Regions from separate parts of the Homo sapiens genome. Here all the other regions are linked to region 3. The links are chromatin contacts, found by Hi-C or POLR2A ChIA-PET in ENCODE. All regions are on one chromosome and are shown on one strand. Each heading gives the region's core, a stretch centred on a gene start or an enhancer-like site at or near the end of the contact. The rest is flanking DNA. Distances are from core to core; before and after follow the strand shown. Region 1 overlaps DIDO1 (death inducer-obliterator 1). Region 2 has its middle 26 kb from the start of GATA5. Region 3 overlaps NTSR1 (neurotensin receptor 1). Region 4 holds the start of LINC02970 (long intergenic non-protein coding RNA 2970).

Region 1 (2,818 bases), core at 202-2,701, 160 kb after region 3:
GTAACTACACTATTGTCTCCCTCACTTAGGGAAAACCCGAGTTGAGAGATGAGTTTTAGGGCACTCCCAGTACATGGGTTTAAAACCACCCATTACCCAAGAGTGGGGGCAGCAGATTAACGTAATTTATTTTAAAAGCAGGAAATAGCTTTCCTTAACCATTGCTATTTTAGAAAATTAACTGCTCCCTTTCTAAAGGCAACCTTTGTCATCCCTCATCTGTGCTTTAAAGAGCATGGAAATGGGCAGTCAGGTGAGTGAACGGCAGAATGTTCCAAGCCGGGCCTCTGGGAGCAGTGTCCTACAACACGCAGAAAGCCCCATTCCTGCTCTGAACGGACATGTTCTATCCAGCAACTGTTCCAGGGACCCGAGCACACACCCATTCCACTCCAGGTGGGACAGCATGGCTGGTGCTCAACTTGGGTCAGCTGCTGCTGAAATGGGGACAGAAACTTTTTAGTGGAGCTAAAATTCAATTTGCAAGTTCATCCAAATTTGCTTTGAACTATTACGTTGTGTATAACTTCAGAGAAGGGCAAGCAGCAACTCCAGGCAACCCAGGAAAAAACCCCACTGCAGAAACACAGGGCTCTGTCAGGGTACGAGCCTCCCCTACACGCTGCTGGGCCCCCTGGGGGCAGCAGTGGTGGTGACCTGGTCACACCGCACAGCACTGATGCCTGAGAGCCAGGGGTCCCCTGCCCCTCCCCACACCTCTCTGCCCCTTGGTCGCAGTGCTGTCTCCTTTAGCTCCCACATTCTGGGGGCCTGCCCAGGCCACTGGCCCAGATGAAACTGTTGCTGCCGGGTCTGGGTTTCAGCCAACTGCAGAATGAAGCAGGTCGTCGTCGTGCACAGGGATCAGCAGCACACTCTAATTGGCCAATTTCCCCCAAAGCAGAAGGCTGGCTGGCTTGGGTGCTACAGCGCCTCTGGCCACTGGGTGGCACCAGGGCCTGAGCAGAGACGGGGAGGAGAAAATCAGGCCCCCACTGGAGGATGGTGCTACTCCGCTCCTCTCTGCAGAACCCATCCAATTGCCCCAGTGGAAGTTTTAGCAGGACAGGGATTAAAATATGGGGCAAGAGACCAAGTCTGCTCAGTTCTGGACTGTCCAGAGGCCCCCATGTAGCAACCTTATGTGCTGGATGGCTCCCCACAGGGAAAGGAACTGGTTATAAAAATCACTAAAATAAACACCACACGCCCTCACGTAGGTGTTGACAATGAAGTGGCCTGCCCTGTCGCGGTACTGCTGGCTGGTTTAGGGAAGCTGGGGCACTCAGACCTCCACTGGTCTCCCACGGTGTCCTGAATCCTGCCTATCACCATCCGCTACAGCTCTAAGGGCTGTTTCTATGCTATGCACCTGAAAACAGACTCAACAGTCAGTGAAGGAACTGTGGAAGTAAATTCTGTTCACTGTGACGTCAGGCCTATTTGCAGCCCTCAGTGAGGCGTGTGTACAACAATGCAGTTTCCTGCTTTACCTGTTTCTTCACTCCAAGATTGCCCCTAGTGGGAACAATCAAGGTGGCAGCGGCAAGAGAAAATGTTCTGCTTTTGCTCCTCTCAACATGCTAGAATGTGTTCACATGAATTCGCCTTTTATAAGTAGTTACTAGTTTGCTTTCATGTTGCGGGGAAACAGTTACTTCCCAAATACAGCAGGCAGACTACATCGCAGACGCTCCTCAGAGGAGACCATCACTACAGCCAGGACGCCCTTGCAGGGTCCACAGCTAGACTGCCGTGTTTTGGAATACTCAAAGCTTTCCTTGGTCAGTTTTCTTACTAATACCCGCTACTTGAGTGCCTTCCAACTTAATGGAGAGGTGTGTAATTCTCCCTAAGAAACTCGTGTGATGAGGGCCACGTGGACAGATGGACGTTCCACTCAACTGCAATTTCAGTTGTGCCCAGCTGCACATGGTGTGTGCCTGGCTGCCAAGCCCATTTGGGAGCAGAGCTGCTGCTCTTCCCAAGATCTCCCACACGAGTAATTTAACCTTTATCTAAGTTGTTTACTACTTAAACCAACATGTTAGGGGCATGTTAAAATTAGTCCACAACCCTCCCCTGTAATCCCTCCAGTCCTAAAGGGCCATACTCAGTATAAAGCCCCTAGCTGACAGCACCAAGCAGGTCAGTTGAGGATAAAGCCAGTTACCTTAAGCTCTTCTTGCCGAACTCTTCCAGGTTTGCGGCAAATGAAAGTTGCCGCAACCTTCATTTAAATAAGTAGCAAAAATTCTTGTCAATATTCTAAGTTACTTCTCTAACTTTTAGAAGCTAAGAATATAACTATGTGTATGTTGATGTGTTAACAGAAAAAAAAAAAAAAAAACCTAGTATTATTTTACAACTTTATACAAATCTACCTGAAACTTGTGTACCACATTGGAGGAATTGTAGCAGGCGTCTTCAGAGCTGACCTCTGCACTCTGTGACACCGAGAATGCCGAGGAGGCTTTCCCGAGTATTCATCTTTAGACTATGAGTAGATCCACAGCTCCGAAAGGTCCTATGAAGGTCACTGAAGAGGTGGTGAATTCAGGGGGACCGATCCTGCTGGAAACTTCCATCCCTGCACCCCACCTGCCCAAGGTGGCTGAAGCATAAGCACAAAGGGGCACCTGAGGGATGGACAGGGGCACCACGGGACGGTGCTGATGTGGGACTTCACCGTGCAGGGTCACGGTTACGGAGGTGTGAAACCTTTCCCTGATGTAATTTTCTCAATGGCAGGCTGCTTTTTAAGTTTATAAAAAGTAAAACACTTAAAAATAACAAAAGAATGTCATTACTGACAGCC
Region 2 (2,700 bases), core at 193-2,692, 240 kb before region 3:
GGTGTGAGGGTGTCTGTGAGCCTGTGTGCGTGTGCGGGTGTGTGCAGGCATGTCTTACTGTATACGTGTAGTTGTGAGGGTGTCTCTGTGAGCGTGTCTGTGCATGTGAAGGTGTGTCCATGCGTGTGAGGGCGTGTGCAGGGGTGTATATGTGTGAGTGTGAGGGTGTATTTGTGTGTCTTACTGTATATGTGTGTGAGGGTGTGAGCCAGCGTGTGTGTCCATGCGTGTGAAGGTGTGTGCAGGCATGTCTTACTGTGTATGTGTGGGTGTGAGGGTGTCTGTGAACTTGTGTCATACATATGTCCATACGTGTGAGGGTGTGTGCAGGCCTGGCCTCCTGCACTAGTGTGGGTGTTTGTGTGTGCAGGTGAGAGGGTGTCTGCCTCTGCTGTCGTGGGTTGGGATTCGTGTGTGCAGGTGAGTGGGTGTCTGCGTGTACTGCTAGTGTGGGTGTTCGTGTGTGTGTGTGAGCGGGTGTCTGCGTGTACTGCTAGTGTGGGTGTTCATGTGTGCGGGTGAGCGTGTGTCTGCGTGTACTGTCGTGGGTTGGGATTTGTGTGTGCGGGTGAGTGTGTGTCTACATGTACTGCTAGTGTGGGTGTTCGTGTGTGCGAGTGAGAGAGTGTCTGCGTGTACTGCTAGTGTGGGTGTTTGTGTGTGCAGGTGTGTGTCTGCGTGTACTGCTAGTGTGGGTGTTCGTGTGTGCGGGTGAGCGTGTGTCTGTGTGTACTGCTAGTGTGGGTTGGGATTTGTGTGTGCGGGTGAGCGTGTGTCTGCGTGTACTGTCGTGGGTTGGGATTTGTGTGTGCGGGTGAGTGTGTGTCTGCGTGTACTGCTAGTGTGGGTGTTCGTGTGTGCGAGTGAGAGAGTGTCTGCGTGTACTGCTAGTGTGAGTGTGTGTGCAGGTGAGTGTGTGTCTGAGTGTACTGCTAGTGTGGGTGTTCATGTGTGCGGGTGAGCGTGTGTCTGCGTGTACTGTCGTGAGTTGGGAGCCGTGGATGCCACGCAAGCCCCGAAGCCCCAGCTTTCTGAGCAGCTGGCCTGTGACGGCGGCATCTCAGGCGGCTTGGCTGTGTAGTGGGGATCCCCCAGCAGGCTCCAGGACCAGGGTCTTCTCTTTGGCTCCAGGTGACCCCAGCAGACTGGCCCTGCACCTGGCCCTGTGTTGACATCTCCAGAGGGTTTGTGAGCAGAGATGAGGGCACCTGTGAGGTCAAGGATAGTCTCTGTGTGGCAGCGGGACCTTGGGCCCAGGGGCAGCCTGTGGCTCTGAGGATGGCTGTGAGTACTTGGCAATGACCCTGTTAGTTGAGCTTGTGCCCGGCAGGGCTGAGATCTCCCAGCATGTGGCATGGGCCCCTCACCACCCCGAGTATGGACCCTGATATGGTCTGGCTCTGTGTCCTCACCCAGATCTCATCTTGAGTTGTAACTGAATTGTAATCCTCATGTGTTGGTTGGCAGAGGGACCTCGTGGAGGTGATGAGATCATGGGGGCGGTTCCCCCATGCTGTTCTCAAGACAGTGAATGAGTCTCATGTGATCTGATGGTCTCATAAGGGCTTTTCCCCCTTTTGCTCTGTGCTCATTCTTTCTCCTGTCACCCTGTGAGGAGGTGCCTTCCGCCATGATTGTAAGTTTCCTGGGGCTTTCCCAACCAGGCGGAACGGTGAGTCAACCAAACCTCTTTTCTTTATACATTACCCAGTTGAGTATTTCTTCATAGCAGTGTGAGAGAGGCCTCATAAAGACCCACTTCGTAGATGCACCGAGACTCAGACCCTGAGGTGGGGCTGGGTGGCCGCAGGCTGCTCAGGGGTCTCAAGTGAGTGTGGTGGGCTAGGCCACCCGCGGTTATGCTGCCCATTTCATCCCCCTGCCTGGGTGTGGGTCTTGGTGTGTGGGGTGGGATTACAGGAAGGAGCAGTGCCCTGGGCTGGCCTGCTAGGGGTGGCCCAGCCAGGAGGCTCCCAGCAGGGTCGGCTCTCGGGAGCTGGGTCATGGAGGGTGGGGACATGAGGGTCAGGGAGAGGGCCCAGCTCCCTGACAGCTCCTGGGGCTCTGTGGCAGGGAGAGCAGGTCTGCTGGGGCCAGCTCATGCTTCTGGGGCGCAGCCTTGCCCTGACCCATGGGCTCAACGGAGGGCCGGGTGGGGCTCCCACAGAGCAGTGGGCCTTGGGCCTCAGCTCTTCCCAGATGGAAGCTCTCGAGCAGATGAGAGGGGCTGTGAGCTCCTATGCGCTGGCTCTCCACGTCCCTGCTCCTCCTCTTCCTGGTCACCCCTGCCAGCCCCTTCCTCTGGTGCTTGACCTCGCCCTACTCCCCACCTCCCGGCCTGTGAGCAGCCTTGGCCCGGAGCTGCCCTTCCTGATCATGGTCGGGACCCCAGGCATCTGCCCCTACGTTGGCCTTTGCCAACAGCTGCTCAACCTGCGAGGAGGTGCAGGGAGCCGCCGGCCCCGCTCCTTGGACCTGATCATGGGCAGGTGGAAGCAAACCGCCTCTGAGAAGGGCTGCTCCACAGACACTGCAGGAGTGCCTGGGTCCCAGGACAGACCCTCTGTTGGGTGCAAGGGATGAGGATGGCTGTCCCCACATGTCTCCTAGAGAACCTTCAGGTGGGAATCCTTTTAAGTGAAAATATTCAAAACAACCAAGCTCTCCAAGCTGTGGAGGGCGATTCTCAGACTTCTCGCC
Region 3 (2,700 bases), core at 123-2,622:
GGCTGGGCAGCTGGGGAAGCAAGGAGAGCCAGGTGTCACTGAGTCAGTCCCTCCCATGCAGGTACTTGGGGGTGTGAGGGGCCGCCCCCGGCCTTCCTCTCTCACCCCTACGGCCTCTTCCGGTGGGTGAGGACACTTGGCTCTGTGTGTTCACCATAATCAGATTCACCACAACAGGGCAGAACACTAATTCCACTGACACCGCTGAGATGCTGTGTAGAGCCAGATGTCTGTGGGACACGGCGGCCAGCTTTGCCAGGGCGTGGCCACTAGGCGCTGGGAGGGGCAGGATGTGCCTGATGCCCATATGTCTGCATGGCAGAAAAGCACACAGAGAACCGTGGGGCTGGAGGTGCAGCGGCCGGCGACGGCCAGAACTGGAGAACAGGCCGGCGGGGTGCGGGACGCATATGCTGTCCCGCAGGCAACTGGGAACACTTGCTCTTTTCCAAATCTGTGCTCTGACATGGAAAGTTAAGTCGTGCTGGGACTGCTGGCCCCTGGCCGCACCGCCTCGTCCCCAGCTGCAGGGCCTCCCCCTTGATCACAGCAGCTCCTCCTTGGTCACAGCTGGGGCTTTGCACAAACTCCCCGGAAACCCAGGGCTTGCGTTTGCAGGTCTCTGGGCTTTTCCTGCATGGAGCAGAGAACTTTTCCGGATGGTGTGGCTTTTTTCAAGGAACCGGGCTCCAAAGCGCTCTGTGCTAAGTGTGTTAGCTCCACTTCTGATCTGTCACGTTAGTGCCCTGCGTTTTAGAAAAGTATGAACGAAAGCCTCAGCAAACCGGATCGAACGGGCTCATTCGCAGCCATAGGGTGAGCGGCAGGCAGATCTTACAAGCCGTGCAGGCCGGAAGGAAAAGGGTTGTGGGGCTCATTCTTAGTCATAGGGTGAGCGGCAGGCAGATCTTATAAGCCGCACAGGCCGGAAGGAAAAGGGTTGTGGGGCTCATTCTTAGTCATAGGGTGAGCGGCAGGCAGATCTTACAAGCCGTGCAGGCCGGAGGGAAAAGGGTTGTGGGGCTCATTCTTAGTCATAGGGTGAGCGGGAGACAGATCTTACAAGCCGTGCAGGCGGGAGGGAAAAGGGTTGTGCCGACAGTCTGAGGGTGGAGACCAGAGCTGTGGACTCGAGCCCAGGGGAGCCCCCACCTGGCCACGGTTTCCTCATCTGAGAAACAGGAGTGCGAGGCCCTACCAGGGATCCTTCCCGCTCAGATCCCCAGAGAGGTGGGGGCCGTGACCGGGGCCAGAATTCCACCCCTCACTCACTGCTCTGCGCAGCCTCCTGGGCTTGTCAAGAGTTTTTAAAGCCCTGTCGTGCTTCCCAGCAGATGCCTTGTGGGTGTGAGCATTCTCATGGGCTTGAAGCTGGCAGATATTTGAAAACATGGCAGAGACCTGCAGCCCGCAGCCTCAACCGCTGGCTGTCACCTGCCGCTGCCTGTGATTTACTCTTGAGAAGTGCTGGAGCAGCTGAAAAGCAACTCGCCACCCCAGCACTGCCCTCAGAGTGACTAATGGGGCACACTGGGGTTCTGGGCCCCGGCCAGGCTCAGCGAGGGGAGGGCCGTTCCCGGGGCTGAGGGCCAGGGGCCTCCCCTCCTCCTGTCCTGGAGGGCACCTGCCCAGCACAGGTAGAGGAGGCAAGGGTGTCAGGAAGGCTCTTTCCCTAATCTGACTAAGGCCCTCTGGGCTAAGTCAGGGGTCTCCCGGCAGCCAGGCTGCTAAGTCAGGGGTCTCCCGGCAGCCAGGCTGCTGCCAGTCCCGCAGCTCAGCCGGGCACAGACAGGATGTGGCTTCCAGGGGCTTCTGTTCTGCCAAGTCCCCACTCAGACAATGGCCTCTATAGCTCCAGCAATCAGGAGGGAAAAGATTCCAACTCCCACACTCAGGGCTCCCTGCTGCCTGGAAGAGGAGAGGAGGGCAAACCTCTTGCAGAGGTGACGGGTGACTCACCAGCCCCGCTCAGAGGACGGGTCTGCAGGTGGCCAGAGTTCTCCTGATGGGGTCCTTGCCCCCAGCTGGCTTGGGGGTCCCTACACCGGCCCCCTGCCCCACACCATGTTCCTCCCACCCCATGTCTGTGCGCCCCTTCGAGCATGCCTGGGCATTGTCCATGGTACTGAACCCCTGAGGCTCCCTGGGGCTCTGGCATTCTCTTGAGCCTTTCCCAGAAATTCCAAACCAGAAGAAAAGTGCAGGGAACAGAGTGGAGGAGCCATGGACAGAGGCTGTGGGGCAGGCTCAGTCCCTGAGAGGTCGCCAAGGAGCCACAGCCTTGGACTAGATGCTCTCAAAACCTGGCAATGGCCCACAGAAGGCATCTGCTCAGGTGAGGTACATGCCACAAAGCTTCACCAGTGGGGATGAGGATCTGCTCATAGGATGGCCCCTGATGGAGGAAGTGGGAGCTCAGGCTGTGGGATCAGGCCCCTGGGTTCACAACTGTGCCTGGGTTTCTTTATCTACAAAAGGAGCCTGACAGGAGCCTCTGCCTCACAGATGAGACCTGTGTGCCTGAGGTGGTGCACACAGAGTATGTGTAGACCCCAGGACAGTCGATGTCAGCTAGAAAGTGAAGGTTAGAGGAATTCAAACCGTTATTTTTAATACTGAGCCAAAACCTGCACATCAGAGCTCTCTGATGGAGGCGTGGACGGGGTCGTGAGGGGCCAAGTACTAGCCAGAAGCTGCGCC
Region 4 (2,797 bases), core at 246-2,745, 140 kb before region 3:
TTTGATGATGCTATGTCTGGGTCTATTTTCCTTTCTGTTTATCTTCTTTGGGGTTCACTGAGCTTCTTGAATGCTTACATTTATGTATTTCACCAGACTTGGGATGTTTCAGCCAATATTCCTTCAAATAACTTTCTGCCCCAACCTCCTCCTTGCTTTCTGGAACCAGGTATGTGCTGGGCCTTTCGATACGACCCCAGCTGGCCCGTGATGCTTGTTCTTGTTTTTCCTCTTTATCTTCGTTCTTCGGAGTGGATATTTTCTATTTATCTGTCTTCACGTTCGCTGGCTTTCCTTTGTCTCCATTCTGCTATTGAGTCCATCAGTACAATTTTAATTGCAGATACTCTATTCTTTTAGTTCAAAAATACTCATTTGTTTATTTTTTTTCCTACCTCTCTGTGAGGTTTATTATTCATTTCATCTAATGCTCCTTTCTGAGGTGTGTGTGCGTGTGCTGTGTATGCGTGCAACTCGCAAAGCAGTTACCGCGGCTGCTGTAGGCATCTGTGTCAGTTGGGGCTGGCATCTGAGCATTGTCTGTTCTCTTGAGGATGATCACACCTTCCTAGTTTTGTGTCTATTGAGTAATTTTGTTTTACGTCTGAGCACACCGTGTGGACTCTGGGTGCTGTCCTAGCCCTCGGGGAACGTTGCTGTTTCCACTTTAGCAGCCAGGTTCATCCCAAACCCCACCTCTCTCAGTGTGGTTCTCAAGACCTTTGCTGGGTTGGCACTGCTGGGTGGCACTGTGAGACTTATGCGGATTCATGCACAGAATTAGGCAATTGCCGTGTCCAGCCCTCCCCCTTCCGGGGTTCCGCCCCCTCTCTTCCCTGGCTCTCCCCCTTCTAGGGTTCCGCCCCCTCTTTTCCCCTGCTCTCCTCCTTCCAGGGTTCTGCCCCCTCTCTTCCCCCACTCTCCCCCTTCTGGGGTTCTGCCCCCTCTCTTCCCCGGCTCTCCCCCTTCCAGGGTTCCACCCCTCTCTTCTTCCCCGGCTCTCCCCATTCTGGGGTTCCACCCCTTTCTTACCTGTAGGACTCCTTTTCCCAGGTTGGGGTTTCTATCTGCGTTTTAGCTGCTTGTGTTGCCATGTGGATCTGAGAGTGGGGCTTGCCCTCCAGACAAAGCCACAAGGAGGAAACCAGAAACTCCACGGCAGGTCACTCCTCCAAGTTCCGCCTCCGCCCTGCAGTCTCCTTACTTTGCAGGTCCTCAGTAGTTGTCTGTGTCTCATCCAGAGCTTGGTCACAGTTAGGGGAGGGCTAGGCTAAGCCATAGCAGGCTCGTGGATAAAACGTCACCTCCCTGGCTCTTTCCCAGGATTTCCTGGCAGAGGCCACATTTATAAGCCATGCAGTGTAGTCACCTGCTGTGTGCCAGGCAGCAAGCGCCATTAGCCCGGGAGGTGGTGAACAGCTCCTGGGGGCACCAGCCAGCACCGTCACCGTTTGGCAGCGGAGGCTGCGGCCAGCTCCTTGTCAGGTGAATGTGCTGCATGTTGATGCAACACCTTCCTCTTCTTGCCAACCCTGGGCCAATGTCCTCAGACACAGGCAGCAACGGAAGTGGCCACCTGCCCACCATGGCCTGGGGAGAAGGGGGAAGGGTCTGACTGGGGGAGCCTCAAGACTGTGCCACTTGCCCCAATCCCATGAGAGGCACCTGCTATGGCACCTCGAGCTGGGGCAGAAGGCCTGGAGCCCGTGCCTGGATGCTGCCCAGGACTCTCAAGCTAGTCCAGTGGCCTTGGCTGCAAAGTCCTGCTCAGGCCCACGTTTCCCCAGTGCCTTGCCCAGCTCCAGAGGGAAGTGATTGACCGCAGAGCCGATGAGCTCAGAGCCGGTGGTGGGCAGTCTGGCCGGATGGCGGTGACTCAGGGAAGCGGAGGGGCTCCCCCCACCCCGCTGCTGCTGCCCCCCGCGTCCCCCCCGCCTGCAGTAACTGACAGGAAGGGGCGGGAGGCGGATGGGCCGTGACAGCTTAATGGCTTCGGTTAAAGCATCCTCTGATCGTGCTGGCGCTGGGAGAGGCTCTGAGCTCGGGTGGCACTGCGGGCACTCTGGACACTGTCTCCGGCTGCCGCTGAGCTGGGAGGCTCCTTTCCAGCAGGCCACGCGGTCAGGGGCACCTCCTGCCGCAGCACCTGCCCAGCCCTCTGGGGACCAGAGTGAGCAAAGTGCTGGTGCTGGACCTGGCCACCGCCAGAGGCAAACACAGTTGGCCAGACCCAGGCCCCACCTGTTCACGAGATGCCCCATCCCTTGGAGCCTCCAGGAGCCAGGGCAAGTGTGGAGGCAGGTGAGACCCAGCGCCAGCGTTTGCTTCAACCAAAGAACCACAGCAGAGCCGCTGGGGACAGCTTGTTCAGCCAGTGCATAATCAGTACTCAGGATTGTGGCTGGTGCCCCTGGCAGACTCAGCCCTACGGGGATCGGCCCCCAGACGTGCCACAGCTTGGCCACTCTGCTCTGAGGAGCTGTCTGTGCCCAGCACGCGTTCCAGCTTCTGGGATGCACAATAGGCGCCCAGGCCTAGGCTGCGGGACGACCATGCTTGCTGCTCACAGCGCCTGTGAGTCAGAGACTCCGACAGGCCACTTGGGATGGCCCAGGCCTCCTCCCCAAGGTCTGCAGCCTCCTCGGGGAAGCCTTGGGGCCAGAGCCTGGAGACTCCAGAGGGAGTCTCCTACAGACGATGCCGCCATCAGTGGGACCTGCAGCCGGGATCTCGGGCTGGGCCTCTCCGGCAGCCCCACATGTGACATGGGTGGGCTTCCCGAGGCCAGCACTTGAGA

The links. Hi-C counts contacts between places; a loop is a spot of excess contacts on that map. ChIA-PET counts read pairs that join two places held with the same protein, here RNA polymerase II (POLR2A). Pooled maps may share reads with other maps.
Region 1: a loop to region 3 is called in a pooled map, with 3 times the contacts of the local background. The contact joins two enhancer-like sites. A Hi-C loop is called at or near these places in 2 of 50 pooled maps. POLR2A ChIA-PET finds 5 or more read pairs at or near these places in 2 of 52 experiments (MCF 10A and naive thymus-derived CD4-positive, alpha-beta T cell).
Region 2: a loop to region 3 is called in a pooled map, with 10 times the contacts of the local background. The contact joins two enhancer-like sites. A Hi-C loop is called at or near these places in 1 of 168 maps with a recorded cell type or tissue (vagina), 3 of 37 single-sample maps with no recorded cell type and 9 of 50 pooled maps.
Region 4: a loop to region 3 is called in a map of CD14-positive monocyte, with 15 times the contacts of the local background. The contact joins the promoter of LINC02970 here to the enhancer-like site in region 3. A Hi-C loop is called at or near these places in 1 of 168 maps with a recorded cell type or tissue (CD14-positive monocyte), 9 of 37 single-sample maps with no recorded cell type and 9 of 50 pooled maps. POLR2A ChIA-PET finds 5 or more read pairs at or near these places in 4 of 52 experiments (HCT116, activated CD4-positive, alpha-beta memory T cell, activated naive CD8-positive, alpha-beta T cell and 1 more).

The regions. Positions count from the first base shown.
Region 1 is chr20:62,899,485-62,902,302 of GRCh38, forward strand. The region is part of intron 6 of DIDO1 (death inducer-obliterator 1); the gene reads right to left. Among named protein-coding and RNA genes, the nearest start is that of SNORA117, 18 kb to the left of the region's middle. RefSeq lists enhancers at 453-1,307, 637-886. Within about 2 kb of position 1,452, at least 15 of the 41 ENCODE cell types and tissues checked have a DNase peak (open chromatin) inside an H3K27ac peak, as active enhancers do.
Region 2 is chr20:62,500,474-62,503,173 of GRCh38, forward strand. No RefSeq gene overlaps it. Among named protein-coding and RNA genes, the nearest start is that of GATA5, 26 kb to the left of the region's middle. RefSeq lists enhancers at 1-94, 1,560-1,789. Within about 2 kb of position 1,443, at least 5 of the 41 ENCODE cell types and tissues checked have a DNase peak (open chromatin) inside an H3K27ac peak, as active enhancers do.
Region 3 is chr20:62,739,464-62,742,163 of GRCh38, forward strand. All of the region lies in intron 1 of NTSR1 (neurotensin receptor 1), which reads left to right. Among named protein-coding and RNA genes, the nearest start is that of NTSR1-AS1, 5.5 kb to the left of the region's middle. RefSeq lists enhancers at 297-1,496, 477-1,105. Within about 2 kb of position 1,373, at least 21 of the 41 ENCODE cell types and tissues checked have a DNase peak (open chromatin) inside an H3K27ac peak, as active enhancers do; they include CD14-positive monocyte, HCT116 and endothelial cell of umbilical vein, where a contact is called at or near this core.
Region 4 is chr20:62,601,946-62,604,742 of GRCh38, forward strand. It overlaps LINC02970 (long intergenic non-protein coding RNA 2970), which reads right to left and starts at 1,496. Exons shown (of 2, transcript NR_184037.1): 1 at 1,033-1,496. RefSeq lists enhancers at 1,707-2,496, 2,497-2,797 and a silencer at 1,815-1,964.